2 separate regions of the Homo sapiens genome follow, and region 1 is linked to region 2. A link is a loop called in an ENCODE intact Hi-C map of the cell type or tissue named here. Cell type or tissue: PC-9. All regions are shown on one strand. Links, peaks and the distances in the headings refer to the core of each region. The heading gives the core; the rest is flanking DNA.

Region 1 (15,589 bases), core at 5,824-9,823, 550 kb after region 2:
CTGCTGCTATAGTTCCAGCAAAAAAGATGACTTCTTGCAGGCAAGAAGGCTCCAGCCCAGAAGGTTCCTGCCCAGAAAGCCACAGGCTAGAGGCAGTGCCTCCTCTGAAAGCTCAGAAGTTTCAAAAGCAACGTGCCCAGAAAGCATGTTGTCCAAAAGCATCTGGCAAGAAAGCGTTAAGAGGCTATTATAAAAGTAGTAAAGGTTCTTTTTGACATGTTGGAAAAAGAGAGAGAGAGAGACTGAGACTGCAAAATCTGGCATCCAACAAAATAAAATTCACAATGTCTGGCAACCAATACAAATTAGCAGGCATGCAAAGAAGCAGAAAAATAGAACTAACACCCAGGAGAAACACTAACCAATAGAAACAGATCCATAAGTGACAGAGATAATGGATTAAGTAGACAAGGAACTTAAAATAGCTATTATAAATTTTAAAAATATTTTCAAGTATGGAAAGGAAAACATGAGCATGATAAGAAAGGAAAGGAAAGATCATGTTTTTTGTTTTTGTTTTTAAGACAGTTCTCACTCTGTTGCCCAGGCTGAAGTGCAGTGTGTAATCATGGCTCACTGAAGCCTCAACCTCCCAGACTCAACCCATCCTCCCATCTCAGCCGCCCGAGTTCTGGGACTATACAGGTGTATGCCACCACGCCCGGCTAATTTTTTTGTTTTCTTGTAGAGACAAGGTCTCCTTATGTTGCCCAGTCTAATCTCTAACTCCTGGGCTCAAGTGATCCTCCTGCCTCAGCTTCCCAAAGTGCTGGCATTACAGGCATGAGCATGCCTAGCCTAATATATATATACACATATATACAAGTATACATATATACGTGTGTGTATATATATATATATAGTTGTTATTGTTTTAAATACTAGAGACTTGGATTTTAATACTGATACTTCCACAGGCTGGCTGTGTGACCCTAAACAATACCTCTTCCCTCCCTGGGCTGATGACATCTGTTCTTATACTCTTGCCTTCCTTCTCTTCTCTCAATCTTTTTCTCATCCCCTAAGTTCTATATCCTAAATATCTCTTGAATCCATCACATGTATCTATCTCAGTTTCCCAATCACCTCTCCCCTAAACTATGACAACATGTCTCCCAGGTAGATTCCCATCCTAACCTCCGGCAATACATTTCCTCCACAACATAGCTGGAGGGATTTTGTTAAAATGAAACATGAATCGTTCATCTTTTATGGCCCTTCACGGCCCTTAGGATAAAGTCCACAACCCATATTGCAAAATAAAGGCCTTTCTCGGTCTGCTCCCCCTTTGCTTGCCCCCTTGAGCCTCTCCTGGAGTCATTCTTCCCTTCCCTTGTGGCTACCCCTGCCTTTTTATCTTGAGGCTCCCTGCCTGTAACATTTCCCCAATGACTTCTTACTCAGTTGAGATCTGATTCTTTTTTTTTTTTTTTTTTTTTTTTTTTTTTTGAGATGGAGTCTCACTCTATTGCCCAGGCTGGAGTGCAGTGGCACAATCTCGGCTCACTGCAACCTCCACCTCCTGGGTTCAAGCAATTCTCCTGCCTCAGCCTCCCGAGTAGCTGGGATTACAGGCGCCCGCCACCATGCCCAGCTAATTTTGTATTTTTAGTAGAGATGGGGTTTCACCACGTTGGCCAAGCTGATCTCGAACTCCTGATCTCTAATGATCTACCCACCTCAGCCTCCCAAAGTGCTGGGATTACAGGCATGAGCCACCGAGCCCAGCCTGATTCTGTTTTTTTTTTTGTTGTTTTTTGTTTTTTGTTTTTTGAGACAGTCTCACTCTGTTGCCCAGGCTGGAGTGCAGTGATGCAATCTTAGCTCACTGCAACTTCCACCTCCCGGGTTCAAGTGATTCTCCTGCGTCAGCCTACCAAGTAGCTGGGACTATAGGTGCGTGCCACTATGCCCAGCTAATTTTTGTATTTTTAGTAGAGGTGGGGTTTCACTATGTTGGTCCGGCTGGTCTCAAACTCCTGACCTCAAATGATCTATCCACCTCGACCTCCCCAAGTGCTGGGATTACAGGAGTGAGCCACTACCCTCGCTCCTGATTCTTTTTTAAGTGCCCAGTTTAAACACCACTTTCTCAAGGAAGACTTCCCTGACCCCCGTGTCCCTCCCCATGACTCAGTGAGGTGCTGCTCCTGCTATGTGCTCCCACATTTCTCTGATTTAATGGTCACAGAACTTCAATCCTACAATATTAACAAAGCTTAATTGTCTCCCCTGATCTTAGCCTCTGTGCCCCACGATATCCAGTGTCCAACCCAGTGCCCGGTTCTAAGAATGAATGAATGTTTATCCCACATAACATATTCGAGCTCTGCTCCTTCTACCCCATCCCCAGAATCCTGTTCTAGGCCACGTCCCCTCACACCTGGTTTGTGAAACAGCCTCAGATCAGCACCCCCAGCCTGAGGATCTCCTTCATCTAATCCACTCTGCTCACAGCAGCCAGAACAGCAAGAACCGTTGTCCTCAAGCATCATTTTGATCATATCACTCCCCTTCTTAGCAGCCTGCAATAGCTCCAATTGCCTCTTGAATTAAATTAAAACTCCTAATCACAGGCTTCAAGGGTCTCTACCAATTAGCTACCTCCCTTCCCCCACACCTAACTGCTGTCATCTTTTCACAGGCCCTCAAGCATGGCTTCCCTGCTGCCCTGCAAATCTGCTCCTAAGCCTGCCCCAATGGCACTCTCTCCTACCTTTTCAGCTTTCTCCCCTCTTTCTTTCTTTCTCCTAAATGATATCCCTTCCCCCACCTTAAAAATATCGCTCAATAATCATTTCCTTCATGAATACCTCCTAAGTCAACTCCATGTGGTTTTGTCCTGTCTATCACAACCTGTTATTAATCAAGCGCGTAGAGTATTTCTGCTTATTCATGTGCTGTGAGTGTCCTGTGCCCTGTGGCCGCTGCTAACTTACTGTTTGTACCATCTGCCCTCTTAGGGTCCAACAACTTCAAGGACAAGAATGATGTATTTTCATCACTTGTGACTTCCGGTGAGAGACCTGAAAATAGGAATTTCCAAACAAATCTGTTTTCCCTCAGGTTTCCTAGACCAGATTTCGGGTCGGTCTGACCAGGTGCAGCCCCATCCTAGCAGCAGATTGCTTGTTCTCAGCATTCCCATCATGGAGAATCTTAGTGTGGTGGTGAGGAAGAGGGACAATAACACTCCTGAGTGCTCACCTATGCCAGACACTGTGCGAGGAGCTTTACATGCGGCATTTCACTGATACCTCCCAGCAATCTGATGAATTAGAAATTATCATTCCTGATTTTAAATCGCATTAGGAGTCCAGGAGAATTTGTATCATCTGTCCTTGTCATTCAACAGGTTTTTCTGGCTCTAAAAAACATGCTTCTCTTCCTACATCAGGGAAGACATGCTTCTTTCTTTCTTTTTTTTTTTTTTTTTTAGTAGAGATGAGGTTTCACTATGTTGTCCAGGCTGGTCTCAACTCGTGAGCTCAAGCAATCCTCCTGCCTCTGCCTCCCAAAGTGCTGGGATTATAGTCGTGAACCACTGCACCCAGCCAGGGAGGACGTGTTTCTGAACAAGTGGTCCTTCTGGCAGAATGTCCCAAATATAAACCAAAATCGTGACAGGTGTTTTGACAACGGTGCATAGGCCACTTTAAGTCAGTGGTCACTATGCCTGTGCCACAAGCTTTGCTGCCTGTTTGCTTGTCTAGTCCTTGTGAGATAAGACTCTTTTATAAGTGATTACTTTTAAAATTTTAGTTGAAGATTCCCTTAAGCATTTGATGAAAGCCATTGAATCTCTCCCCCCAAAAGTACATAAACACACGAAATTTATGAACAATACCAGGGTGCTTGCAGAAACAACACTTCTTCCTTAACTTCTATCTATCTATCTATCAACTTCTCTGGATCTGTGTCTGGAGCCCCTGGTTTACAGCTCCTGGTTTATATGTTCTCCTTACACCTTTTCGATGTTACAGAATCCAGAACATATCACAAGCAAACTTTTGAGGACTCTATCAATATTAGCTATGTTTTAAAAGATGGGCTGCATCAGTCTTGAGTTATTTAAAGATGCAAAGATTAGCTTAAAAATGGAAACCTCGCCAGGTGAGTGGCTCACATCTGTAATTCCAGCACTTTGGGAGGCTGAAGTGGGAGGAGAGCCTGAGCCCAGGAGTTTAAAACCAGCCTGGGCAACATAGTGAGACCCCATCTCTACAAAAATAAAAAAAATTAGCTGGGGGTGATGGCATGAGCCTGTAGTACCAGCTACTCGGGAGGCTGAGGCAGGAGAATCACTTGAACCCGCGAGGTGGAGGTTGCAGTGAGCCGAGATTGTGCCACTGCACTCCAGCCTGGGCGACAGAGGAGACACCGTCTCAAAAAAATAAATAAAATAAAATAAAAGACCTAAGAGAAAACCTAGAGTCTGAAAAGACATTAGAGAAAGGGCTTCTTGAGAAAATAAATTTAATGATTCTTTCTTCTGGTTGTGCCCTTATTAATCTTTGGTCCCTGCTGTTGGTTTTAATCCCAACACCTTTATCCAGATTGGCCTTCATCCTGATTGCAGATAACACTATTATCCTGTTTCAGCTTAACTTTTGGAAGCACAGCAGCAGAGGCTGCTCTATTTATAAGATGAAGCTCCTTTTCAAACAACAGTCACTTCATTTTCCTGGAAAACTCTTCCCTTTGTAGTTAAGAAGAAAGAAAAAAAGAAAAAACAGGGAGGCTGTTTGAGGCTGAAGAGTGACCTCTCTCGGTGGAGAGGTGGAAGAGGTTCCTTATCAGGCCAGTTTCAACTGGGACAGGAAAGAGACCAAGCATCCATAGGTCCAGAGTGTCTGTGAACCCTCTTAAGTTGTAGGTAAAATTTGGGGATGTGAAATGTGCATTTATCTAGAAAATGGTCTAGAGCTTTCATCAGGTTCTCAAAGAATTCTTTGTTCTTTAAGGTCCACAGGGTTGGGCCTGTGCTTTCTCAAAGTGTTTGAGGTCAGAAGAGTGCCTGCAGCACAATCACTGGAGAGCTTGTTAAAAACTCAGATTCCTGGCCAGGCACGGTGGCTCATGCCTGTAATCCCAGCACTTTGGGAGGCCGACACGAGCAGATAGCTTGAGGTCAGGAGTTTGAGACAAGCCCAGCCAACAAACAGTGAAGCCCTGTCTCTACTAAAAATATAAAAATTGGGCATAGTGCTGCATGCCTATAATCCCCGCTACTCAGGAGGCTGAGGCAGGAGAATCGCTTAAACCCGGAAGACGGAGGTTGCAGTGAGCCAGGATTGCCCCACTGCACTCCAGCCTGGGAAACAAAGTGAGACTCTTGTCTCAAAAAAATAAATAAATAAAAATAAACAAATAAACAAAAACACACCTCAGATTCCTAGGCCCCACACCAGATTTTCTGAATTAGTATCTCTAGGGATATGGTCTGGGACTCTAAATTTTTAACAGTTTCCCAGGTGATTTGGTTAAATTTCTGCATTAACTAGGAAGTTCCAAGTGTTTAACACCATTTGTTAGAATAAGATCAACAATTAATTATAGTGCAGGGAAGTGCTTACATTTACCCAAATAGGCCTGGTTCCAATCTCAGCTCATGTAACCTTGGCAAACTATGAATCTCACTGCTCCTTAATTGCCTAATCTATATATATGGGCTAAATAATTTGTCTGTCTTAAGATAATATTGCCTAATACATAGCAGAAGTCCAAAAATATTATTTATTGTTCATAACTTCTCTTAAATACTGGACATTCCCCACACTCTCCAGGTACAATGTTTGTTTGTTTTTTAAAGTGTTTTATGAGGCTTTTTTCTGGTAAAGGTATCGTCAAACAAAACAAAATGAAACAAGACAGGTTAATCATCTTCTACAATGAAGTACCAGCCATATTTCAAGGGGTTTTGTTATGCCATCAAATATATTTGAGCTGTAAACTATAAACTGAAATTCTCTTTGTTTCAACCTAACAGAAAAATTAGCAGTATTAGCATTCTGTAGGCTTGACCACACTGCAACTCTCCCTGGAAACTCAGAGCAATTTTAGCAAATGGAAAGCATAGATACCAGTATTCGTCAACAAGGACAAAGTCTTCTATTACCCTATTGAGAGTGTTTGATTTAATTGAACACCTACTCTCTAACACGTCTTCAGAAGCAAAGTGCAAAAAAAGAGAAAAGGGCCAGGGGCGGCGGCTCATACCTGTAATCCCAGCACTTTGGGAGGCCGAGGCAGGCGGATCACGAGGTCAGGAGATCGAGACCATCCTGGCTAACACGGTGAAACCCCATCTCTACTAAAAATACAAAAAATTAGCCGGGCGCGGTGGCGGGCGCCTGTAGTCCCAGCTACTCGGGAGGCTGAGGCAGGAGAATGGCGTGAACCTGGGAGGTAGAGGTTGCAGTGAGCGAAGATAGCGCCACTGCAGTCCGGCCTGGGCGAAAGAGCGAGACTCCGTCTCAAAAAAAAAAAAAAAAAAATATTAGCCTGGCGTGGTGGCACATGCCTGTAATCCCAGCTACTTGGGAGGTTGAGGCAGGAGAATTGCTTGAACCCAGGAGGCGGAGGTTGTGGTGAGCCAAGATCGTGCCATTGCACTCCAGCCTGGGCAACAAAAGCGAAACTCTGTCTCAAAAAAAAAAAAAAGAAAAGAAATTCCTATTTTTGTAAAACCAGTTGTAAAATTCGTTTTTCTTAAAGTTGTAAAATTGCTGTGAACTCCCTTTCCCCATCCCCATGTACATGTACTGGAATGTTATCAGCAAATTCCTTCCCTCTGATAATTTTGCAGCTCTATTCTGCCAGAACTATAAGTTTTCTACCATTGGAAAAGCATTTACACAAATGTTCATTTTTTTACATACCAAAGAAAATGTACCTTGGCTCAAGATGTAAGCAGGAAATCAAAAGGAAATATAATACCTAAATAAAAACAAATTCTACTAATTCATTTTTACATAGAATAACTAAAGTTTCCATTTGTCTTTGTTTTTGTTGTTTTAATTTTTTAAAATTACAGATGGGGTCTTGCTTCGTTGTTCAGGCTGTTCTTGAACTTCTGGGCTCCAGGAATCCTCCCACCTTGGCTTCCCAAAGTGCTAGAATTACAGGTGTGAGCCACCACACCAGGCCTAAGTTTCCGCTAGATTACCTAAAGGATCTTATAATTTGTTTCGGTGACTTTTTTGAGGTTAGACATTAATTCTAGTCACTGGTAGAAGATGTGTTTGGGGCATGAGAAACTGGCTCTGAGAAGAGCCGATATTCAAGAGGTAGAATACAGTGGTCTGCTTACCTTAAATTTATCATCTTATGATTCCTAAAAAAAAAAAAAAAAAAAAAAATGGAGGCCAGGTGTGGTGGCTCACGCCTATAATCCCAGCACTTTGGGAGGCCGAGGCGGGGAGATCACCTGAGGTCAGGAGTTCAAGGCCAGCCTGGCAAACATGGGAAACCCCATCTCTACTAAAAATACAAAAAACGAAAAAACAAAAGACCTAACTGGGTGTGATGGTGGGTGGCGCCTGTAATCCCAGCTACTTGGGAGGTGGAGGTTGCAGTGAGCTGAGATTGAGCCACTGCACTTCAGCCTGGGCCACAGAGTGAGATTCCTCACCCCTGCAAAAAAAAAAAAAAAAAAAAATTGTTGTTGTTATAGAGATGAGGTCTTGCTATATTGCCCAGGCTGGTCTCAAACTCCTGGCTTCAAGCAATCCTCCTGCTTTAGCCTCCCAAAGTGCTGGGATTACTTTGGTGTGAGCCACCGTGCCCAGCTCATCTTATGATTCTTAAATCTATTTACCAAAATCTTCCTAAATAGGATAAACTCAGATTTTTGTATTCCTTGATTGCCATCTGCTGGTGGTCCTCCATACTAGAAAATAAAAATTCCTGGGAAGACAGCAACAACCTGGTAATTGCTTGATTTAAGTAGTTCTTGAAAACTTGGAGAGAATATTTCTTTAAACATTTTTTTCTGTTTATTTTGAGACCAGGTTATGAGACTGGCTAATTTTTATATTTTTGGTACAGATGGGGTTTTGCCATGTTGCCCAGGCTGATCTCAAACCCCTGGGCTCAAGCAATCCACCTACCTCGGCCTCCCAAAGTGCTGGGATTACAGCCATGAGCCACTGCACCGGCCAGAGAGAATATTTCTAATGCCCTCGATGATACAAGACAGTCGAAGGCAAAGTGAGGAAGGGACATTAGGTAATAATAACAATAGCAATTATGATAACTAACTTCATTCAATCAATAAATATTTATTGAGTATCTACTATCCTGAATAGAGAGGTAAACAAGACAGACAAAATCTCTGTCTTCATGGAGATTTTAAGCAAATATGATATAAAGTAGTTACTTTATATCATAAAGTGTTACTCAGAAAAATAAACCAGGGCAAGGAACTGGAAAGTGATGGCAGAAGGAGGGCACTGTTTTAGATGAAGAGGCCTGAAAGGCCTTTAGGAGGTGACATTTGCATTTTTTAACATTGAGTATTAACATAAATATTCAACAAAGTGGATTTTGTTGAATATTTCTTTCTTCCTTTTTTTTTTGAGACATGGTCTCACTCTGTCATTCATGCTGGAGTATAGTAGTGCAGTCACTGCTCACTGTGGCCTTGACCTCCTGGGCTCAAGCGATCCCTCCCATCTCAGCCTCCTGAGTAGCTGGGACTATAGGCATGCGTCACCATGCTTGGCTAATTTTTAAAATCTTTTTGTAGAAACAAGGTCTCACTCTATTGCCCAGACTGGTCTCAAACTCCTGGGCTCAAGCAGTCCTCCCACTTCAGCCTCCGAAAGTACTGGGATTGCAGGTGTGAGCCACTGTGCCCGGTCTGAATATTTATTTATGCAGGCCCTGAGTCCACAGCTGCCTATGCAGCATATTATGTAATCCTCTCAACAACCTATGAGGCAGATGCTACTACTAGCCTCATCTTACTGATTAGCAATTTGAAGGAGAGAAAGATGGAGCTGGTATTCAAACAGAGGCACTGTCCTTTTATAACACTATAACTTTTCAAAGCTCTTTCATGCAAATGCAATAATATATGCAGAAATGTTTTGTGGATGATAAAGTACTATGCAAATGTAAGTAATTATCACTATTTTAATGTAATCTGATTTGACCTTCATAGTATCCCTGTAAAGGGGATAAAGTGTGTAATATTATATCATTTTGTAGATGATAAAACAAACACACTCAATTGTAAAGTGCAAAGTGATGTGACTTGTCCAAGGTCACAAAGTTAGTTAATGGCATATTCAGAATTAGAGCTTATGTTTTTAAGGAGCATTATTTTAAAGTTTTGTACTTTTATACTTTTATCTCTTGAGATGATAAATTATACTAAGTATTTTTCTTGCCAAGCTTATTTATAACCACATTAATCATAGGAATTAAAAACAGTTTAGGGGCCAGGCACGGTGGCTCATGCCTGTAATCCCAGCACTTTGGGAGGCCAAGGCAGGAGGATCGTCTGAGATCAGGAGTTTGAGACCAATCTGGCCAATGTGGCGAAACTCTGTCTCTACTAAAAATACAAAAGAAAATTAGCCAGGCATGGTGGCACACACCTGTAGTCCCAGCTACTGAGGAGGCTGAGGCAGAAGAATCGCTTGAACCCAGGAGACAGAGGTTGCAGTGAGCGGAGACCACCCCACTGCACTCCAGCCTGGACGACAGAGCAAGTCTCTGTGAAAACAACAGCAGCAGCAACAACAACAACAACAAAACAAAAAAAACAGTTTAGGGTTCATAAATAAATCTTCAAAATATCCCTCTTTCTGTATCTTCAATTCCACGCACTCCACAGGCTCCTTCCTTCTCCTTCCATCTTCTCCCCATTCCATAACTCTCACTGACACTGACGCCCCTCACATACACACTCCAGGAATTAGGGAGGTGCTGTCCAGGTTTCCCATTCCTCTTAATGTAAGGAAGAGGCATTTCTTTTTCTGACAGAATGAGACTGGATCATTAGCTGTCAAGATAGTCACGGTGCAGTTACTAGGTAAATATGGATTTCCTAAGGTGACCAGACAGGGTTTGAAAATCACTCTTGGCCAGGTGTTGTGGGTCATGCCTGTAATCCCAGCATTTTGGGAGGCTGAGACAGGAGGATTGCTTGTGCCCAGGAGTTTGAAACCAGCCTGGGCAACATAGTGAGACCCCATGTCTACAAAAAAGAAAAAGATTGGCCAGACATGGTGGCACCTGCCTGTGGTTCCAACTACTTGGGAGGTTGAGGTAGGAGGATCACTTGAGCCTAGGAGGTGGAGGCGACAGTGAGCCACGATCACACCACTGCACTCCAGCCTGGGCAACAGAGTGAGACCTTGTCTTGAAGAGAAAAAAAGGAAAAGAAAAAGAAAGAGAAAAGAAAATTACTCCTTAAGGTGATTAAATGTGCTTGACTTTGGATGCTCTAGATCGGCGGAAACTAGCAACATCCCCAAATGTAAGACCCGGTAGTAACAAATGGTATCATTGATTCTTCTCTCCATCCATGTGACCAGAGCTTGGTCCCTCACAGGCCATTGAGGGCCAACATCAAAGGCTGTGAGACTGTAAGAGTTCGGAAAACCCCGTGGTGGGGATTTGGTTTGTGATTGGTGACTGGGAGCAAAGTGGCTGGGTAGGGGTCTGAGGATATTTACTTTAAACCGCACCCACCCCAACTCCCATCCCCAGTGAAGCTTGGTTCTGGACTTCTTTCCTAAATCTTTGAGTAAATTACTACTTAAACCTTCCATAGGGATTGGAGATAAGATTGTATCTAAGAATAAGATGGCCCCTTGGCAATCAGCTTGGGAACCTCTTGGCAGACCAGGAGGGCCCCAAGCCCCAGAGTGGGGCAGGGGGATGATTTCTGTGATGTTCCACCCAGGAGAGCAGCTAGAAGCATCCTGTAAGAGATGGAAAACAGATGGGCTGAGAGTGTGTTCTAGAAACATGGCAAGACCACACATATTTTAAAAGAAAATAAACCAGGCTGGGCACAGTGCCTCATGCCCATAATCCCAGCACTTTGGGAGGCTGAGGTGGGCAAATAGCTTGAGCCCAGGAGTTTGAGACAAGACTGGGAAGCATGGCGAAACCCCATCACTACAGAAAATAACAACAACAACAACAAAATTAGTCGTGCCTGGTGGTGTGGGCCTGTGGTCCCAGCTACTTGGGAGGCTGAGGAGGGAGAATCACCTGAGCCCAGGAAGTTGAGGCTTCAGTGGGCTGTGATCACACCACTGCACTCCAGCCTGGACCACAGAACGAGACCCTGTCTCAAAAACAAAGCAAAACGAAACACCCCTAGCAATCAGTTCTTCCTCAGTATCCTCCTCCCATGCCACTTTCTCCAGCTGTCATTCCTGTTCCTTCCCTTCCGCTGAGCACCTTCGTTCCTCCCTGTCTTTCCTTCCCCTTCTTACCTGACAAACTGGTTTCTCTACTCTTGATAAAGTCATCCATTGGTGGCATGTGTGTTCCAAAAATCTACTAGACCAGCATTTCCCAAGTGTGTTTTTGCAAAACACTAAACCCTTGTTGACTAGGCATGTTGGCTGACCCCTGTAATCCCAGCACTTTGGGAGGTCAAGGTGGGAGGATCCCTTGAGCTCAGGAGTTCAAGACCAACCTGGGCAACATAGTGAGACCCTGACTCTACCAAAGGGGAAAAAAAAATAAAGAAAAAAATAATAATTAAAAAAAAACTCTTGTTTTGCTTATTCTGTTAAAAAAAAAAAAAAAAAGGGAGGCAGTGGTCAAATAATTTGGTAAACCTCACATCCTGTACTGCATCTTAAAGATTCACATGCCTGTTAATATATAAAGGATTTTTGGGTGTACTTCAATCCCTTCTCTTTCTCTTATTCTCTCTCTGCCTGATTCCAATTTAGGACCCTTCATCTGATACCTGCAGGTGAGGGATGGGTCACAGCAGCTGTAACACCATATAAATGACAGCCCCACAGTTCTCTTGCTCACTTATTTCTTAGGTTCATCTATTGGAGATGGGACCCTATGGGAACTGAATAGCTCAGCTTCAAAATGCATTTCAAAACTTTTTCCCCCCTTTTTCTCTTTTCTCTCCAGTCTCAAGATGTAACCTTGAAGCCTACTGCAGAAACCCTTTTTTCCTCCTTAGTATTAGGACGTAGCCTTGAAATGTACTTTATTTGAAACACCGCGTCTCTCCCTTTCTTACCATACACTCCCTTACACCATGCACATTTATCTAATTGTACTTGGATCTAATTATGTGCTTACTTAGAAGTTCCAGGGTCTAATCTTGACATAAACCAGACATGGAGGCCCAGCTGCAAAATGCCAGAGATTACCTCAAGGCTGTTAGTCTACAACCCGGCCATCGTTCAGATGACATCAGATCACCCTGACAGTCACCAGGGAAACAAGAGACACAGACCTTGAACTCAGCACCACTCCTGCATACTTCCCATTCCAAGTTCCCCTTTTTAAGTCCCTCTCCCTAGCCTAAAGTTGGGAATGGTCTTTTAAAGGCATGAGCCTGGCTATTCCCCAACTTCTAGCATTTGAATAAAGTTGCTTTCCTTTCACCACACCTCGCTTCTTGTGCTTTTGACCTCTGAGCGGCGAGCAGCAGGACTTGAGCTGGTTACACTGCATCTGAAGCACCCTGGGCTGCCCTCATCACTACTGTTGTAACTCATGTTCTGCAGGAACTGAGAGCCTGAGCAAATGAACCTGAAATTCAGTTTTTTCTTCCTTTTTGGTCCTCCTTACCCCCTTCTATTATATGAATGATATAGTCATAGAATTTGCCTATAAAATCCAGAAAACTTAGTTCCAGCCTATCAAAGTCACCCAGTTATGGGATTAAGATGATAATGATGGAGCAACTTTGTAAAGGGCTTTGAAGATCAGACTGAGACTCAGATATTCCTGGAGAGTGGAGGCTGGTAACCCCCTTTACCTTGTAGCTATTTGCATTCACTGATTTGCAACAGAATTAAGGAGCCCTCTGAATAAAATACTTGAACACTGTCCACGATTAGGATTAAGACATATACAGACATATCTGATTGACTAGGGGCCCCAAGTGGAAGCTAGATGTTTGGAGAATGAAATGGTCAGTATGAGGAATCTGGTGCAGGGAATAGAATAGTGAGTGGACACAAAGCTGAACATGCAGCTGGGAGAGGCGGCTCACGCCTGTAATCCCAACACTTTGGGAGGCCAAGGTAGGAGGATCACTTGAGGTCAGGAGTTTGAGAGCAGCCTGGCTAACGTGGTGAAACCCCATCTCTACTAAAAATACAAAAATTAGGCCGGGCGTGGTGGCTCATGCCTGTAATCCCAGCACTTTGGGAGGCCGAGGCGGGCAGATCACGAGGTCAGGAGATCGAGACCATCCTGGCTAACATGGTGAAACCCCATCTCTACTAAAAATTCAAAAAATTAGCTGGGTGTGGTGGCGGGCACCTGTAGTCCCAGCTGCTGGGGAGGCTGAGGCAGGAGAATGGCGTGAACCCGGGAGGCGGAGCTTGCAGTGAGCCGAGATCGCGCCACTGCGCTCCAGCCTGGGCGACAGAGTGAGTCTCCATCTCAGAAAAAAAAAAAAAATTAGACAAGTGGCTCACCCCTGTAATCCCAGCACTTTGGGAGGTCAAGGTGGGAGGATCCCTTGAGCCCAGGAGTTCAACAAGCTGGGTGCCTGTAATCCCAGCTACTCAGGAGGCTGAGACACGAGAATCGTTTGAGCCTGGGAGGCAGAGATTGCAGTGAGCCGAGGTCGTGCCACTGCACTCCAGACTGGGCAACAGAGTGAGACTCAAAAACATAAATAAATAAAAATTAAATTAAATAAATAAATAAAATAAATAATATAAAAAAATCTCAAAAAAAAATAAATAGAAATTTTAAAAAAATGAACATGTTTGTCCTGGAGTCAGAATGACTTTATTCAAAACCCACCTCTACTGCTTACTATATGCGTGACCCTGGGCCTATTTCTTGGTCTTTCTAAACCTTCTTTCTCTCATGTGGAAAATCGATGCAGTTATAGTTCCTACTTCATAGGGATAGTTGAGGATAGCTGATATAAGTCCTCAGCAAATGTTCATGTTATCAGCAACAAGACTTTACCATCAGAGAGTGGTTAGTGAGCCGCTCTGGATAGAATGGATGTCTACACAGGAACGTCCACTCCATTTGTGTACTCTGGGGAGAAAATGCCTGTGTGTGTGAGGTGAAGGTTCTGAGACCTGTTGATGCTCAAGATTCCTTTCTGTGGACGTCTCTCCTGACATCACTACTTCCACCCCAGTTTCAGAGAATATACGCTACTGCCGTCACCAAATTCTAGACAAATAACGTAGGTAATACTCAGGTACGTTCATTTTGCAAGAGCAATGACATGGATTTCAACTATTAAGATGCAAAGGCTCCAGTATTCAGGCATTGGCAACCTTGGTGGTGATGGCAAGGGTAATGCCTCTCTGGGTTCTGTTGTGGTCTGAGCCTGCAGAGAGCAATGAGAAAGTCCAATACGGGAACGCAAGAGAGCTCCCCAGGTTATTTGCACAACTTCTGCATAAAGTTGGATTTTCTGCAGCCTGCCAAGCAGGGTTAGAAAGCTACCTAGGGTCAGGCACAGTGACCCACTCCTGTAATCCCAGCACTTTGGGAGACCGAGGTGGGCAGGTTGCTTAAGCCCAAGAGTTCGAGATAAGCCTGGACAACATGGTGAAACTCCAACTCCACAAAAAATTAGCCAGGCGTAGTGGCATGTGGCTGTGGTCCCAGCTACCTGGGAGGCTGAAACAGGAAGATCGCCTGAGGCCAGCAGGTCAAGGCTGCAGTGAGCCATGATCGTGCTACTGCACTCTAGCCTGGCCAGAGAGTGAGACCCTGTCTGGAAGGAAGGAAGGAAGGAAGGATAGAAGGAAAGAAGGAAGGAAGGATAGAAGGAAGGAAAGAAAGAAGGAAGGGAGGAAAGCAAGCCATCAAGATTGAATGAATGAACATACAATTGGTGAAGCCCTAGACACCTGGGCTTCATTTATATATTTATATCATGGTAGCAATCATTTATTGAGGACATACTGTTACCAAGCCTGGGCTGGGCACCTTTCATGTTAACCCATTTGCAAAGGTACAAAACTAGTAGGAAAGTTATTCCCATTTTACAGATAAATTAAGTCATCTGCTTAAGTCACATAGGCAGTAAGCAGTAGAGCCAGGTTTTGAATTTAATCTGATTTGGAAGCCCAGGCTCTTCTCTGCTACTCTGCTTTTCTTTATCTACCCTTCTACCATATCTTTCAGTATTGTTTTACACACTCTTTAGTGTAACTATGACTATCTCAAATCTATCTCATCAGTTTGGTCTACTGTTCTTTCCACTTTAGTTTCCTCAAATATTGTTTTTTATGCTCTTTTCTTTTCTTTTGAGACAGTTTCACTCTTGTCGCCCAGGCTGGAGTGCAATGGTGCGATCTTGACTCCCTGAAACCTCCGCCTCCCGGGTTCAAGTGATTCTCCTGTCTCAGCCTCCTGAGTAGCTGGGATTACAGGCGAC
Region 2 (15,589 bases), core at 6,594-10,593:
GTGTCTGAACTTGTGGTCATGAGCCCCTGGAGAATCTATGCAAAACCTCAGCAGATTTTTGTGCAGAACTTGGTTACAGTGGAGATTTCTGAGCATTCATCCTCAGCTTCTTGGTGGAGCCCATGACAACAAAAGGTTAGGGCCTCAGCTTAGAGAATGAGTTCACGTCACCAAGCACAGATTATCCTCGGCCCTTTGCAGTCTGTCTCACAGGAGAAGGTTTGCACTGGGAGGAAGACCTAAAGTCCACCCTCCATTCTGCTTCATGTAGGCAGAGGGAGCAGAGGGCACACGTGCAAACATGAAGGGCCGTGAGTGCTGCGCAGAGAAGCCGGAAGGTGAAGGCCAAGCTACCCCAGGCCAGGGTCCAAGAATAGGAGTGGAGGAGTGACATCTGGCCATCATCTGTGCCTCTGAGCCCCTAGCAGGTTCCTCAGGGCTGCCTCTACTCATCTTCCAGATGGAACTGAAATGCCAGCCTGAAGAATGGGAGCCTGTGACCCAGCATCTCTCTCAGAATAGGAAGGGGGTTTGAGGACAATCGTAGATAACAATTGCTGGCTAATGAATGTCTGCGCAGTGCTGGGCACTGTGAGTAATGATCTCTGATGCCCACAGCACCCTGCAAGGTTGGTATTCTTTCCCCCATTTTACGAATGGGGAGATGAAGGTTGAGCAACTTTGGCTAACACACCAGGTCACACAGCAGGTATTTAACCCGGGTCTGAATCCAAATGAAGCTGGGTGAGTGAGGAAGCCGAGCTCCATACTAACTGGGGTTTGCCTATCATGGAGCTGAGAACCTAGCCGGCCTCTCTTGATCCCAGTCCAGACCCTTCTGCCACATGTGGAGCTTGGAAAGAATGAATGAACACAGAAAGCAGGTTCAGCACTGCAGAGGATGTAAATAGGGGCAGATGCAGGCTGTCAAGTAAAGAACAGGCTGAGGACACCCTCCCTGGCCCCTGCCCCCTGGGGCATAAATTCTAGCCTTCAGGCACAGTTGAAGGGGACTGAAACTCAGTGGCACAAACTGGGGACAAACCAGAGCCTTGGAGGAGAAAGCCTTCCCCAAACCAAGTGTCAAGGTGGGTCTAGAGAGCACACACAGGCTGCAGATTCAGTTCAGTCTGAATAAGGACGGTGCCCTGGGTCACAGCAAGAAGAGGGACCTGCCTTTAGCTGTCATCAGGTTGCCGTGGGGCCCTCTAACTTATGCTATGACAAGAGCTCTGAGTGCCAATATTCTGCCTGCTCCTTCTCCATCTCCATGAAGGAGTCCCCTCCCAACCACCACAGCAAATCCTCTCTTCCTTCCTCTTTCTTTCTCTCTCTCTCTTTTTTCTTTCTTCATCTTTTTTCTTTTCTTTCCTTTTCTTTTCTTTCTTCTTTCTTTCCTTCCATCCTTTCTTTTCCTTCCTTCCTCCCTCTTTCTTTTCCTTCCTTCCTTTCCTTTTTCTTTCTTTTTCTCTTTCTCCCTTCCCCTTCCCCTTCCTTCCTCTCTCTCTCTCTCTCTCTCCCTTTTTCTTTCTCCCTTCCCCTTCCCCTTCCTTCCTCTCTCTCTCTCTCTCTCTCTCTCTCTCTCTCTCTCTCTCCCTTTCTTTCATTGATAAAGAGTCTCGCTCTGTCACCCAGGCTGGAGTGCAGTGGTGCCATCTCAGCTCACTGCAACTTCCACCTCCCAGGCTCAAGCAATTCTCCTGCCTCAGCCTCCAGAGTAGCTGGGATTACAGGCGTGCACCAGCACACCCGGCTAATTTTTGTATTTTTTGTAGAGACAGGGTTTGACCGTGAAGCCCAGGCTGGACTCTTGAGCTCAGGTGATCCACCCGCCTTGGCCTCCCCAAGTGCTGGGATTACAGGCATGAGCCACTGCACCTGGCCCCTTCTCTTCCTTATTCCCCACATGTAACTATGGGCTACAAAGTGGTGATGGTAAGGTGGGAGTTTAGCTCATCCATACATCAGCTGTCTATTTTGCCCCAGACTTAAAGTTGCTTTGTCATGGCTTGAGCATTATTTTTGTGCTGTTAAATCTAATTATGTCAGTACCACAAAAGCATAAGCAATTATTTTTAATTCTACAAACTATGTTGCTCTAATCAATAGAAATCAACTGATACTTCTTTAGCAATTGAATTTAATATTCTGCCTTTTCAAAGTTTGGTTAAAATGTGATAGGTTATTAGTGCAAAATGAGGGACACATTTTGATGATAGCAGCAGTTTTTACACTGTGCACCCTGAATTTGGGGTTCTAAAGGGGAATTGTTATGTCTTGAAGGACCAAATTATGTCTAATTTCTCTCTGAACATTCAGAAGAATAACATTCATTATAGCTCCCTCTTCTGAATTGCCAGAGCACTTTGTAATTTCTCGTTGTATGGATGACACTCGGCCCTGCACTGGTGCTCTCTCAACTCTTTTCATCTCCTGGAGACTAGGGATGGGTTTTGTTATTCTGCATCTCTCCTCCCCAGCACAGTGTTTGTCCCTCAGTCCTTTCTATGCCTTTTACTACATTTCCTGGCTGACTTGAGTGCCCTGGTCTTCCCAGGATACCTGGGCAAGGCTCTTCCTTGACACCACATTATGTCTGTCTGTTGTCCCTAAAAGATTACAAGTCTGTCATGGTGAGGGAGTTTGTCTCATTATTCTCAGTGTGCCCGGCTCCTGGCACAGAGTAGACAGCAAGTAAATGATGAATGAATGAATGAATGAATGGTGAATATCTGTACACCTTTTTTTTTTTTTTTTTTTTTGGCCAGAGTCTCACTCTATCACCCAGACTGCAGTGCAGTGACATGATCTCGGCTCACTGCAGCCTCCACCTCCTGGGTTCAAGCAATTCTAGTGCCTCAGCCTCCCAAGTAGCTGAGATCACAGACGTGCGCCACCATGCCCAGCTAATTTTTGTATTTTGAGTAGAGACAGGGTTTTGCCATGTCAGCGAGGCTGGTCTTGAACTCCTGGCCTCAAGTGATCCGCCCGCCTCGGCCTCCCAAAGTGCTGGGATTACAGGCGTGAGTCATCGTGCCCAGCCCTGTACACTATTTTTAATAGCTTGATAATTCACATACCATAAAATCCAACCATGGAAGGCACACAGTTCAGCAATTTTTAGTCTAGTCACAGAGTTGTGCGATCACCACTACAATCTAATTTCAGATGTTTTCATTACCCCTAAAAGAAATCTTGTACCCATTAGCAATTATTCCTCATTCCTGCCCTCACCCCCAGGCCCTACTCTTTATCGCTATAGATTTGCCTACTTGACATATCATACACATGGAGCCATACATATGTGTGCCCTTCATGATTGGCTTCTTTCACTGAGAATAATGTTTTCAAGGTCCATCCTTGTAGCAGCACGTATCAGGACTTCATTTTCGTTGCTGGATACTACTACTTTGTATGTAATGCCACATCATGTTTATCCATTCATCAGGTAGTGGACATTTGGGTTTTCACTTTGGGGCTAATATAATAATCTTTTGCAAACATTCATGTACAAGTTCTTGTGCGGATATATATTTTTATTTCTCTTAGGTATCTAGGAGTAGAATTGCTAGATGCTTAATATTTTGAGGAGCTGCCAAACTGTTTTCCAAAGCTATACCATTTTACATTTTCATCAGCAGCATATGAGTTCCAATTTCTTCACATCCTTGCCAGCCTTTTTTATTCTCCATCTCTTTGATTCTAACCATCCTAGTAGTGTGAAGTGGTGTCTCACAGTGATTTTGATTTGCATTTCCCTAATGAGTCATGATACTGAGCATCTTTTCGTGTGTGTATGGGCCATCTGTATACACCGTTTGATCAAACTATAAATCATCAGAGCTTCACAGAAATAAAGGTCTTAGATGAGGCCCAAAGAGTAACATTAAGTGACTTACCCAAAGTTATGTGCATGAGATTATATATGGTTAGTAGCAGTACAGGATCTCAGATACACTCCTGACTCCTAATGGTGCTCTGTTCTTCCCACCTGCCCCTTCTCTCAGGATGCCTCTGGATCCCCACCTGCTGGAGGAATGAAAGGCTGGATTCCTTATGGGTCAGGTTAAGCATGTGCCTTGGCACTGCTTGATTTTATGCCCTGCCTATTCTTCTTTGGTTAGATTGATTTCAACTCTGAAAATGGTTTTCTATGGATGCAGACTTCATATGTGAACAAATGGTTTTTATAACTTGCATCTGCTTAGAGTTTTAAACAACTGACGGCTCAAGTCCAAGCCCTAAAGAATTGGAAGCAGCTTTCTTGGCCACTTGAGTATCAAAGTCGGGTTTAAAGTCATCGGATACATTTAAACCTGTCTACCTAATATTTTCACTGTGACCCAAAAACACAAAACCCAAGTAAGACAGTATTTAAAGTTAAGGGATGCAGGGGGGTTCTTCTTGGGGCAGTTATAGCATATGTGTGAATGTTGAGGTTTGGGGCAATAGAGAGATGTGTTGCTATTGCTAAGCCCTCCAGAGACAAGCCACATGGGTCTGGAGATGAAGCCAAGGAGAGCAGCCATTCTTAGTGTCAATTCCCAAGGAAGGGTCAGGTCCTCAGACAAGAAACAGACCCTGAAGGGGCTGGCCTGCGGGCCGTCTGGTGTATAGCCAAGACAAGCTGGATTATGCTGCCATAACAAATAACGCCAAAGGTCTCCATGGTTTATTAGAATGTAATTTATTTTTATTTTTTCCCTTATTTCTCCAAGAAAAAAACAGAATGTAATTTTATTTCTTGCTCACACAGCATTTGCCATGGGTAGTTTGGCATTTTCATGTGGTGGCTCAGCCTTCCAGGCAATTTTATCTTGGGTGTCTCTGTCTCAACATGGTATTTCCAGGTTTTCCATGCAAAAGAAAAGAGATCTAAAAGTTCTCAAGCCAGCTAGTAAGAGCTTCACCTTGGAAATGACACATGTCACATCACTTCCACTCACTGCCAACTAACTGCTCAGAAATAATCACATGGCCTTGCCTAACTGCCAAGGGGGCAGAAAGTGTGACCCCACCTGTGTGCTTGGAAAGAGAGAACTGGTTATGGGCAAGTTCTAGCAATGACTGTCATGGAGAAGAGGCTTCTTTTTGGACTCTGCCCTTTCCAGGAAGCACTCAGAGGTATATGTATGTCTGTGAGTATCGTCTTGTGGAGGGGATAGAAGAGGTATCTGGAATCTGGAAGGAGAGCTAGAACAAAGTGGAGATTCATGCTGAAGATGATCACATTAAATTTTATTAGCCATATCATCTAGATTCCAAGTATTTTCTGAATTTATTATCTGTTTCCCCAAAATATATATATATTTTTGAGAGTTTCATTCTGTTGCCCAGGCTGGAGTGCAAAGGCACAGTCTCGGCTCACTACAACCTCCGCCTCCTGGATTTAAGTGATTCTCCTGCCTCAGCCTCCCAAGAAGATGGAATTACAGGCACAAACCACCATGTCTGGCTAATTTTCATATTTTTTGTGGATATGGGGTTTCACCGTGTTTGCCAGGCAGGTCTTGAACCCCTGGCCTCAAGCAATCCACCTGCCTCAGCCTCCCAAAGTGCTGGGATTACAAGTATGAGACACTGTGCCCGGCCTGTATCCTCCAAATATTAATGAAGTCTTTCTCTTAGCTGATAGTTGGAAAACTGAACAGGTGTGGCTCACGCTAGCCTGGTAGACAATGGAGAAGGTGATCTTAGGTGCAAGCGGGAGCCACATGTTCCAGATGAGGTTAGCCAGTTTTAGAGATTCAAGCTTTAATTTTGATTTAAATTGCTGACTTTTCCTTAAGGAGCAATGTAACCAATCTATAGATTCTCCTATTAAAATAATAACTCTTTTTCTTTTTCTTTTTTCTTTCTTTTCACTCCTGGCTTCAAGTGATCCCCCAACCTTGGCCTCCCAAAGTGTTGGGATTATAGGCGTGAGCCATCGTGCCTGGCCAAAATAATGACTTTTTTTTTTTAAAGCTGTAAACTTCATTATGTCCCACATAGCATCTAGCAGAGTGCCTTGTCATAAGAAGCACTTGACAGTGTTTATTCAATAAATTAAAGAGTGAATCAGAGAAATGAGAACTATCTACTGCATTCCCAAAGGCCAGCTTGTCCTAGGACTCTCTGGAGTCTTATCCCCAGCCCCCAGGTGGATAATGAGAACTGGGAGACTCCAGAACTGATCCAGTCACTGTAGACGAAACCGTAGAAACATGCAGGACAGGCTGAAAGTCCTGGGATCACCTTTGCTCAAACTGCTCCTGTCTTCAGATTGTTGGATTTGCCATTCATTCCAATAACTAACCATTCTCCAAGTCCTGTCCTGCACTGATACTTATCTTGAACCCTTTCTCCATCATGTAACATGATTCTAATGTCTATCCCTTCTTTTCTGTTCCCAACATCACTGGCTCTTGTCGACTGCCAAGGGGCCAGTGGCAGAGTATTAGAGTACTGCAGCTGTGTGAGTGCCTGAGACAGTATCACTGCAAAAGGTGTAGCACTGCCAGAAAATATTTCAGTGTGGAGGATTGGGTTGGGTAACTATTTGAGACACACTGAGTTTACGCAACATTCAAAAGGAGAGATCCAGTAGGCAATTGGAAGTACAGAACAGGAGACTGGTGGAGTCAGGGATGGGAAGACACACTTGAGAATAACTGGCATCGGCTGGTATTTGTTGCTATGGACATCAAGAAAAGAGTGTGAAAAAGACGTTATGTGTGAAAGTACTTTGTATAATATTGGGTGTTGTTTTTTATAATCGCCATTTTTATGTGGATCCAAGAAAGAACTTAGATGGTGAGAAAAGGAAAAGGAACCAGAAGCTTTCAGAGAAGGAGGAGCTGAGACACAGGAGGAGAAGCTAAAGAAGAGAGTTGCAAGGTTGGGGCTGGGCTGGCAAAGTGCTTAGGGCTCAGAGCAGTAGGCAGCAACAAGGATGACATGAGGCAGTGGCTAGGGGGTCTCAATGGGTAGACTGGCTACCATCTTCTCCTGTATTCAAATTCCCATCCAGCTTGGCCCCACCCTTCCCATGCTTAGCACCCCCTCTCCACTCCAGTTGCCAATACCAGCTCTTACCAGTGGGCTCCAGTGGGCACATGGGAATCCTTCATCCCATTAGCAATAAACTCAGCCTTGTCCAAGGGTGGTCCAGGGACCCTTGAGGGACCTGTGACTCTTAGTGAGTCCATGAGGTCAAAGTCATTTTCCATAAAACCACTAAGACATTATTTACCTTTCTCACTCATTCTCCCACATGCACACAGTTGATTTTTTCAGGAGCTACATGATGTGTGATATTCCAACAGAATCTGTCTGTATTTTACTAAACCAGACATTGGCAAAAATTTAAAACAATGCCACTTTTCTCACTAACTTGTTTTTTGTTTTGGAAATGCTGTTACTTTTCATAATGCTATTTAGGTAATATTTCATGTGCTTATTGTTATTTTTAAATGAATTAAATATCTAACAATTTCTGTTTGATTTCTAATACTGGTGATTATATATCCCACCCACATAAAAGCTCTTTGGGGTCTGCAAGCATTTTGAAAGTGGAAAGTGGGGCCAAACGTGGTGCTCATGCTTATAATTCCAGCACTTTGGGAGGCCAAGGTGGGAGGATCACTTGAGCCCAGGAGTTCGAGACCAGCCCTGCCAACATAGCCAGAGCCCATCTGTGTTTTAAAAAAAATTTTAAAAATTAGCTCAGCATGGTGGTGCATATCTGTAGTCCCAGCTACTTAGGAGGCTGAGGTGGAAGGATCACTTGAGCCTGGGAGGTCAAGGCTGCAGCGAGCCATGATTGTGCCTGGGTGACAAAGTAGGACACTCTCTCAATTATTGTGAAGATTAAATATTTCAAAGTTTGCCAACCACTGATTCCAGTTCTTTGCCATCACATATGGGGTTGTGCAAAACAACACCCTTGTGCATACCCCTACACCCACATCTTTCCTGTTCTAGCCTCAAGACCCACGATGACTTTAAAATGGGGGCTACTATTATTACTACTACCAGAAGGGCTGCAGAGCACAGGGTCGGGATCCAGAAGACATATGCTTACTCGATATGCTTGTGAAACCACTTACCCTCCGAGTGCCCCAGTTTCCTCATGGGTAGTAGGATAATTGCATCTCCCTTGCAGAATTTGCTGTGGACGACGGATATGGTAGGAGCAAACGATCCTTCCGCCTTGGCCTCCTAAAGTGCTTTCTAAACTAGGAAGTGCTGCGTGGTTAACTATTTTGACGTTGTTAGTGTGGGTGGAGAAGAAAGGCAGAGGAGCCTTGGTCCCCAGGGAGGAGAGGGGTGGGCTCTGGGAGGTGACTTTGTGTGTGCCAGTGTGCTGATGACCTGGGCTCCAGGAATCATAGCAACAGCCTCTGCTCCCTGGAAAGTGCCGTGGTCTCTGCATCAGGCGCCCAGAGTCAGGACCCAGCTGCAGGCAGGGCTCTCTGTGCGTACCGGCTGTGTAGTCACAGGCAAGAGCTCCACGGCCTGCCTGATTGGCGGTGATCAACCCTGCTGCACCTTAGAATCTTACAAGGAACATTAACAAGTGCTGATGCTGGGGCCCCACATCTGACCCACCATACCTGACCCTGGATGTGGACCTAGGCCTAGGAATGTGTAGCCTTGAGAACCACTGGCCTTTTTTTTTTCTCCTGTCAGTTCATCCTACTGACCACAAGATGGTGCCCTCTTTCTGGGAAATCTTTGATGTTCACCAAACAAGCAACAATTCATTTTCTGTATTAATCCTGAAAACATGGATTTGAATTTAACAATCTTCTCCAGCATCTCATTAAGCCAGACCCGTGTGCTCTTGGTGTCTAGCCATTTAATGCGTATCTTTTCCCTTCTGTTAGAAACCAGTGGGTTGGAATGTGTCTTCTGTTTTGCATTCCTCAAAAGGCTATAACACAAAGCAGAAAGTAGGATTTATGATCATAATCATTAGTATCAATAACAACTGATGTTCGTTTAATCCTTTGCCATTTGCAAAGCGCTTTTCACCAACAATCCTCATAGTAACTCTATGAAATGGGCATTATGATTCCCATTTATAAGATGACACAACTGAGGCTCAGAGCACTATCTTGGTCGAGGTCACAAAACAATAATTAGCAGAACTGAATTTTCCAATGCCAGATCTCAAGCCCTTTCCACTGCATCATTAGAGACCAGCAATCAACCACCGGGAACCCAGAAAGTACAGCCCTGAGACAGGAAAATTCTCGGGACGACATCCAGAAAGCCCCCTAGGCAAGCAGGTAAGACAGACTGATGGCTCCATGCAGCACAGACGAAAGGTCAGTGGACAGGCATGTTTGACTGGACCGAATGACCAGCTAGGGCAACAGATGTGAGGGTCCTAGTGAGCTGCTGGACTGAGTCAGTAGACACTCGACAAGAGGGCAGATTTTAACATTTGTAATTTTCTGTTCCAGAAAAATGAACTGCTATATGCCAATAGGGAACATTCATCTTAATTCTGACTGTAAAAGAAGTTATAAACTCATTTCCAAAGAAAATCCTTTCCTACCAGCAAGTGACTTCTTTTGAGATTAGTAAATCTAATAAAGGTAACTTACAGACTTGCTGCAAGACAGATTCCCGTAACTGATCAAGAACCCAAATGTCAGGGACCCAGGCGCCCAATCCTTCTGCATGTTTTTAATCTCAGATAAAGCAGCCGTCAAGTGTAGGTTCAAGTTACTTGGACCAGCAATACTGTTTTCAGGACAGAGGCAATGAAATGGAAAATTTAATACGTTAGCACTTTGCTAATTTTATTGACTTCGGTTATATCTTAGCAATTCATTAATCTGTTTTAGCTGTTTTCTGTGTCTCAGCTTCCCTGTCTATAAAATGATTATAATGGCACCTATCTCATAAGACTGTTATATGGATCAAAAGAGTTTATTTATAAAGCACATAGAACCATGCCCAGGACACAGAAAACATCATGTGTTTCTTAAATAAATAAATGGATATAAGCACATCCACTTATTTTACAAGTGAAATTTTAATTTTTTTCAATATTCCAACTAATTTTAAAATTATGTCATTTGCACACTTATAAGTACAGGAAATATACTTTAAGAAGATAAAAGTATTGCCTTATTATTAAAATTTGAAGTCCCACTGAAAATGCATAAATTTGATTAAAATAATACTACAGTCTTTTTGGCCTCAGAAATAGGTTAAAAATTACTTAAGTCCATCCTGTTTTTCATCTCAGGATTAGTGATATCAGCAAATAAGCTCATACACTGCCTAAAGAAATATGAGAAGTGATAAGATTTTTCTTTTTCTTCTCTAAAGAAAGTTTTCCTTTTTCTCCGCTTGACCTCTGTTAAGTCTGGGAACTAGTCATCAGTTTGGAGAGCACCCTTGGCACATGATGTTTTCTCCTGACTCTAAAGACATCCCCCCGGTCTGTGTTTTGAATTGAGCAGGAGCTTTCCACAGCAGTACTCAGCTCAAACCTCCGTCTCAAAGTATACATTTAAAGCATTTCAAAAAAAGAGCATTTGCTGAGAGACTTCTATGGAGAAAGACTGGAATGCTGAGAATGTAATAGGGGCAGGGCTCAGAAGAAAGACATATAAAGTGAAATGTTGCTCTCCAATCTAGGGGTTGTTTTTCATGTTGGCATTACTTTTCTTTTAGTAGAGCTACCATACTGTTTCCTAGTGATGGCTATTCTTGAAGACTTGGGTTTTTTTCTTGCATGCTATTTTATGAAACCAGCTTTGGAGATTTCCAGCCACCATGGAACTCCCTCCCCTCCAGAGATCCAGCCAAAGCCTTCTAGCCCCACTTTCTGCATAAACCCTTCTCCCAGCTCAAAGAGCCTCTTCCACTGCAGCCAATCCCAGCAGGCCCCTGGAACTGGGGAAGGAGATTGCGGATTGGGGGCACAGAAGTGGGCACATGCTCCAGTTACTTAGGTGGAGACTGAGCTACAGTTTTTTTCTCAGGGTTTAAGTTCTTTCGTACCAAAATGACATTATAGGGAAGCTACACTGAGAATTACATAGGCTTCTATGCGTTTGACCAGCACCCCAACTAACATTACGTGATTGTTTCGATGGAAAAATGAAACTTTATTCCCAATATCTGACCTCAGATGAACTTTTATAACATAACTTGACAGGGGGACTCTTCTACATACACTCACACTCAGGGACAGGTCTGTCTATCGGTCATACTGTCCATCTATCTGTCTGTCCATTCACATGATTTTTTTAAAAATTAAGATACAGAATAATTACCAAAGGAATGTGAAAAGTAAAAAGCTAAGATCTAAAGAATAAAGTTAAACATTTTATATTCACTGAGTTCAAATCAATGGTTCTGTTGTGAATTTATCTTCAACTTCATTCACTGAGTTAAATGAATCAATTTTTAAAACAATCTCTTTTTTTTAAATAGTAAGAGTAAGAGACAGTGTGTTATAAAATATAGTATATGAGTTTTGTAGTTGTAAACTGTGAATCTCAGGTCAAGCTACTTAACTTTCCCAAGACTCAGTTTTCTTATTTTTAAACAGGGGTTATAATATTCACTTTCTAAGACTATTTTTTTTAACTGAGCTAATGTAAATATATAGCATTCAATCCAGCACAAAGTGGTTATTTCCCATCCTTTCTCCCTATTACGTAACCTCTTTGAAATTACTGTGTTTCACTTCAATAAAAATATCTTTAAACCACATTTTATTTACAGAAGGCTTGATTTAAACTCTTCTCTCGGCTTGGGTACTCATCCATCTACCTGCTTGCCTTAATTAGGTTAATATCTAAAAGAGACTATGTGATGGATTATTGACTAAGAAATTAAATAGGGCCATGCTGTGCCACACTACCCCTGCCAGGAGATGGCTAGAGTGGCCAAGATATAAAAAATAAAAATAATAATAAATAGAAAATAAATAGGTTCAAAGAGCTTACTTATGTTGACCATTGTATTCATTGGACTGACTCACCTATGCCTTACCTTCCCCCAAATGCTTAATTTTCACAAGATTTTGTGGATTTTATATTTTTTCTGTTTTTCACACTCATCCACAGCCGAAGATCCACTTTGTGACAATAGTTAGTAAAGCCAGGTTTTACTCAAAGAAGCAAAAGATGAGCTCAGTGAAGGACAAATCAGATTTCCTGTGAAGCAGGCTTGTCAGGCTTTCTTTCCTATTTCCTATTAGGTCCATCTCACGGCAGAGTTGGCGGCAAGGGCGGGGGCAGCATGCTGCAAGGAGAGCAAGTGTCTACAACAGTGAGAAGGAGCCTGCTGTCCACTGGGGTACGGCTGGCCTCATGTGAGCGGGAGTCTCCTCTGCTGTTGGAGTGCCTACGACTCTGACACCCACCCCCCCGCCCACACTCTCTCACTGGTCCCCATTCCTGGCTGCAGAGTTTGTAGCTCTGCCTGCAGATCTGCCTGTTGGCTGGAATTTGACACTTGCTCCTTATTTGATCCCATCATAATTTTCTATTTTTTTTTAGAAAACTTTGTGACCACTTGAGATCAAGTCCTGCCTACTAAACTTGATCTCAGGGTTAAAAACATATTCTTCCATTATGTAGAAATCTGAAGGCCTGGGAGATTTACTGTAATTCATAACCAAAAAAAAAAACCACATATAAGCCCATATTCTAAAATATTATCCCTTTTAGTTTATATCAGATTGGAAAACTGTCTTTGTTTTGAATTGAAACATAGGGCATTCTTCCCCCATTATAAAAGATGTATTTCTAACATGCCACCACCATGCAGCCAAAGCTTGAAGGTATCCAGACGTCTTGCATTTACTTGTGCATTCAAGGTTCATTCAGGTGGTTTAATGTGAAGCTAAAATGTCTGGTCCTACATTCATCTTCAGGAATGAGATGATTTTAATTTCATGGTGCAGAAATAAGGCCAAATAAGAAAAAGCAGACCTAAAAAATGTTAAGTGTTTAACTTACTAATCCACTAGATCCTTGAGAGCAATTTTAGATTAAAATGGTCCAGAGGACAAAGTGCATAATTAATGATGAGAAAATGATTCCTTCAAGTCCCACAATAAGGAGTTCTGCCTGCGTTAACCATTTGTCTAGAGTTTTATTTATGCAAAAGTGGCAGTTACTTCTTGGTTCTGTCTCCTTCATTCCAGTACTGTTCAGTCTGCATTTCCGTGAGTCGGGAAATTGTGCGCTGAAATGCAAAGATTTCCTCTTCTCCGGTAAACATGGAGAGTCCTTCTGCTGAATCCTGGTTATAAAACAAAGAAATTAAAATAAAGCTATCACAAATGAAAATTTACAGAACCTAAGTATAGGTTTAAAAAAACTTTTTAGGCTTACCGGTTTAGATTATGCCTTTTTTTATAACTTTTTTTTTCCATATACAATCTCTTAAATGAGACTAGAGAGTCAACCAATTTAAACTGATAGGCAGTAAACACATCAAATTATCAGAGAGAAAACTTAAAAGGGAAAACTTTCTCCAAAAGTGTACACCAGAAATAAGTAATGGCAAAAAAAAAACCAGTAGTTCTGAGAAGCTAGAAAGAGGCTGGTGTAGGCCTCCAGACAGGGTCCCAGTGCCTAAGGGGGAGGCCCTAAGGACAAACCTCTGGAGAGCGTTTTCCAATCCAACCAATGACTAAAGGAGAGCAAATGCAAATGAGCAGTGGGTCTGGGTTCTGGAGAATGTGCCTGGGATCTAAAAGCCAGGGCTGAAAGGCAGGGCTGTTTTTAGTCTTCAGCTGCTGGGACAACTGATCCCACCATCTAGGACCAAATTGGGAAACTCTGTCTCTGTGAGGCTGGTAACCCCAGACTGGTGATACCAACACAGACTCATGGCCACTAAGTGGGCTTGGAATTTTTCTCTTTCCTTAGGGGTTTGCTAGTATGCTTTTTCAGAGAAAAATTCTAGATTCCTAAGTCCATCTTCTCCACTGATCCATTGTGAACCTTCATGACCCTGAGATCACATTCCCTGATTTCTTCATGCATGATTGGCTCTGTCTGCTGAGCTTATTTTTTCTTGATCCTAGGGGAATTTGAGATAGGGTCTCACTCTGTCACCCAGGCTGGAGTGCAGTGGTGCCATCTTGCCTCACTGCAACCTCTGCCTTTTGGGTTCAAGTGATCTTCCTGCCTCAGCCTCCCCAGTAGCTAGGATTACAGGTGTGTGCCACCACACCCAGCTAATTTTTTTTATTTTATTTTTTATTTTTTGTAGAAATGGGTGTTTCACCATGTTGCCCAGGCTGGTCTTGAACTCCTGAGCTCAAAGCAGTCTGCCCACCTCGGCCTCCCAAAGTGCTAGGATTGTAGGAATGACCCATTGCACCAGCCTAGGGGAAAAAAGTTTTAAGAGCCAATGATGTAAACTTTACCAACCTTTTGGCACCAGGGGCCAGTTTCGTGGAAGACAATTTTTCCATGGACCAGGGGCAGGGGGATGGTTTCAGGATGAAACTGTTCTAGGTTAGAGCTGAATGTTTATGTACATCCAAAATTCATATGCTGAAATCCTAACCCATAAGGTGATGGTATTGGAGGCGGAGCTTTTGGGAGATGATTAGGTCTTGTGGGTGGAGCCCTCATGAATGGGATTAATGCCTTTATAAAACATGCCCCAGAGAGATCCCTCACCCCTTCCACCATGTGAGGTTTATACAGAAAAGACAGAGGCTTAGGAACTAGGAAGTGGGCCTTCATCAGATGCCAAATCTGGCACCCTGATCTTGGACTTCCCAGCCTCCAGAACTGTTAGAAATAAATTTCTGTTGTCTGTAAGCTACCCAGTTCATGGTGTTTTGTTATAGCAGACTAAGACATACACATAGGTTTAAGTCATCATATTGGAAAGTTCACTTTTTAAATTGGCCTCGTTCTCCCAAACTCCTGAAAATGCCTCATTTCTATTCAGGTTGATAAGGAATTGTTTCCTTGTTCCAGAGGTCTTTCACCTGTGGGGCTGGAAGAATTGGGCTCCCCTCATGGGGTGAGTGTTGATAGTTGTAAACTTTTGACTAATATTTCAGTTGTCGATAGTTGAGAAACACATCTCATAACGTTCTTATAGAAGAAGAAAACGCAAAGTCACTTCTAGTTGGCCTGGGGTGAATCACCAGACTCCAAGCTCCAGGAGAACTGGACTAGCATCTGTTTGTTCCCTACAGAGTGTCCTCAGAGCCTGGCACCCACAGGTACTCCATAAATGTTTGCAGAATGGAGGTTGAGAGATTAGTTAGGGATTTCTTTTCAAGCCTGGGGCCTTGCTAGGCACTCCATGGTCCTGGACTAGCCAGCCTACATGCTTGGATACTGTATCATGCACTCTACAAATCCAGCAATCATTTAGAAAGATACCCAGAAAGGGCAGCATGGTATAGCAGAGCAAGCCCAGAACCGGGCACAGGTGGTTTGGCATCCAGCTCTGGCCTGCCATTATTCAGCAGTGTGACTGTGGGCACCTTAGTCCACCTCCGTGGGCTTCATTTTTATCACATGCAAAATGGAGCACTGAACTACATGACCACTAAGGTTCCTTCCACTGTAAGTTTATAATTTTCTATATTCAG

What was found. Hi-C counts contacts between places; a loop is a spot of excess contacts. Peaks named below come from ENCODE experiments on the same cell type or tissue, not always from the same donor. Only the 100,000 strongest peaks of a DNase experiment are listed, where the experiment ranks them.
Region 1: a loop joins it to region 2, with 14 times the contacts of the local background. A loop is called at or near these places in 75 of 110 quality-filtered maps.

What each region holds. Positions count from the first base shown.
Region 1 is chr6:107,969,676-107,985,264 of GRCh38, reverse strand. No RefSeq gene overlaps it. Among named protein-coding and RNA genes, the nearest start is that of SEC63, 19 kb to the right of the region's middle. In PC-9, for the core only: a CTCF peak has its summit at 7,853 (motif pointing left); no DNase peak of the experiment used is centred there.
Region 2 is chr6:108,519,971-108,535,559 of GRCh38, reverse strand. It overlaps AFG1L (AFG1 like ATPase), which reads right to left. Exons shown (of 13, transcript NM_145315.5): 13 at 9,559-13,263. The coding sequence ends at 13,135. Among named protein-coding and RNA genes, the nearest start is that of FOXO3, 33 kb to the left of the region's middle. In PC-9, for the core only: CTCF peaks have their summits at 8,499 and 8,698 (motif pointing right); no DNase peak of the experiment used is centred there.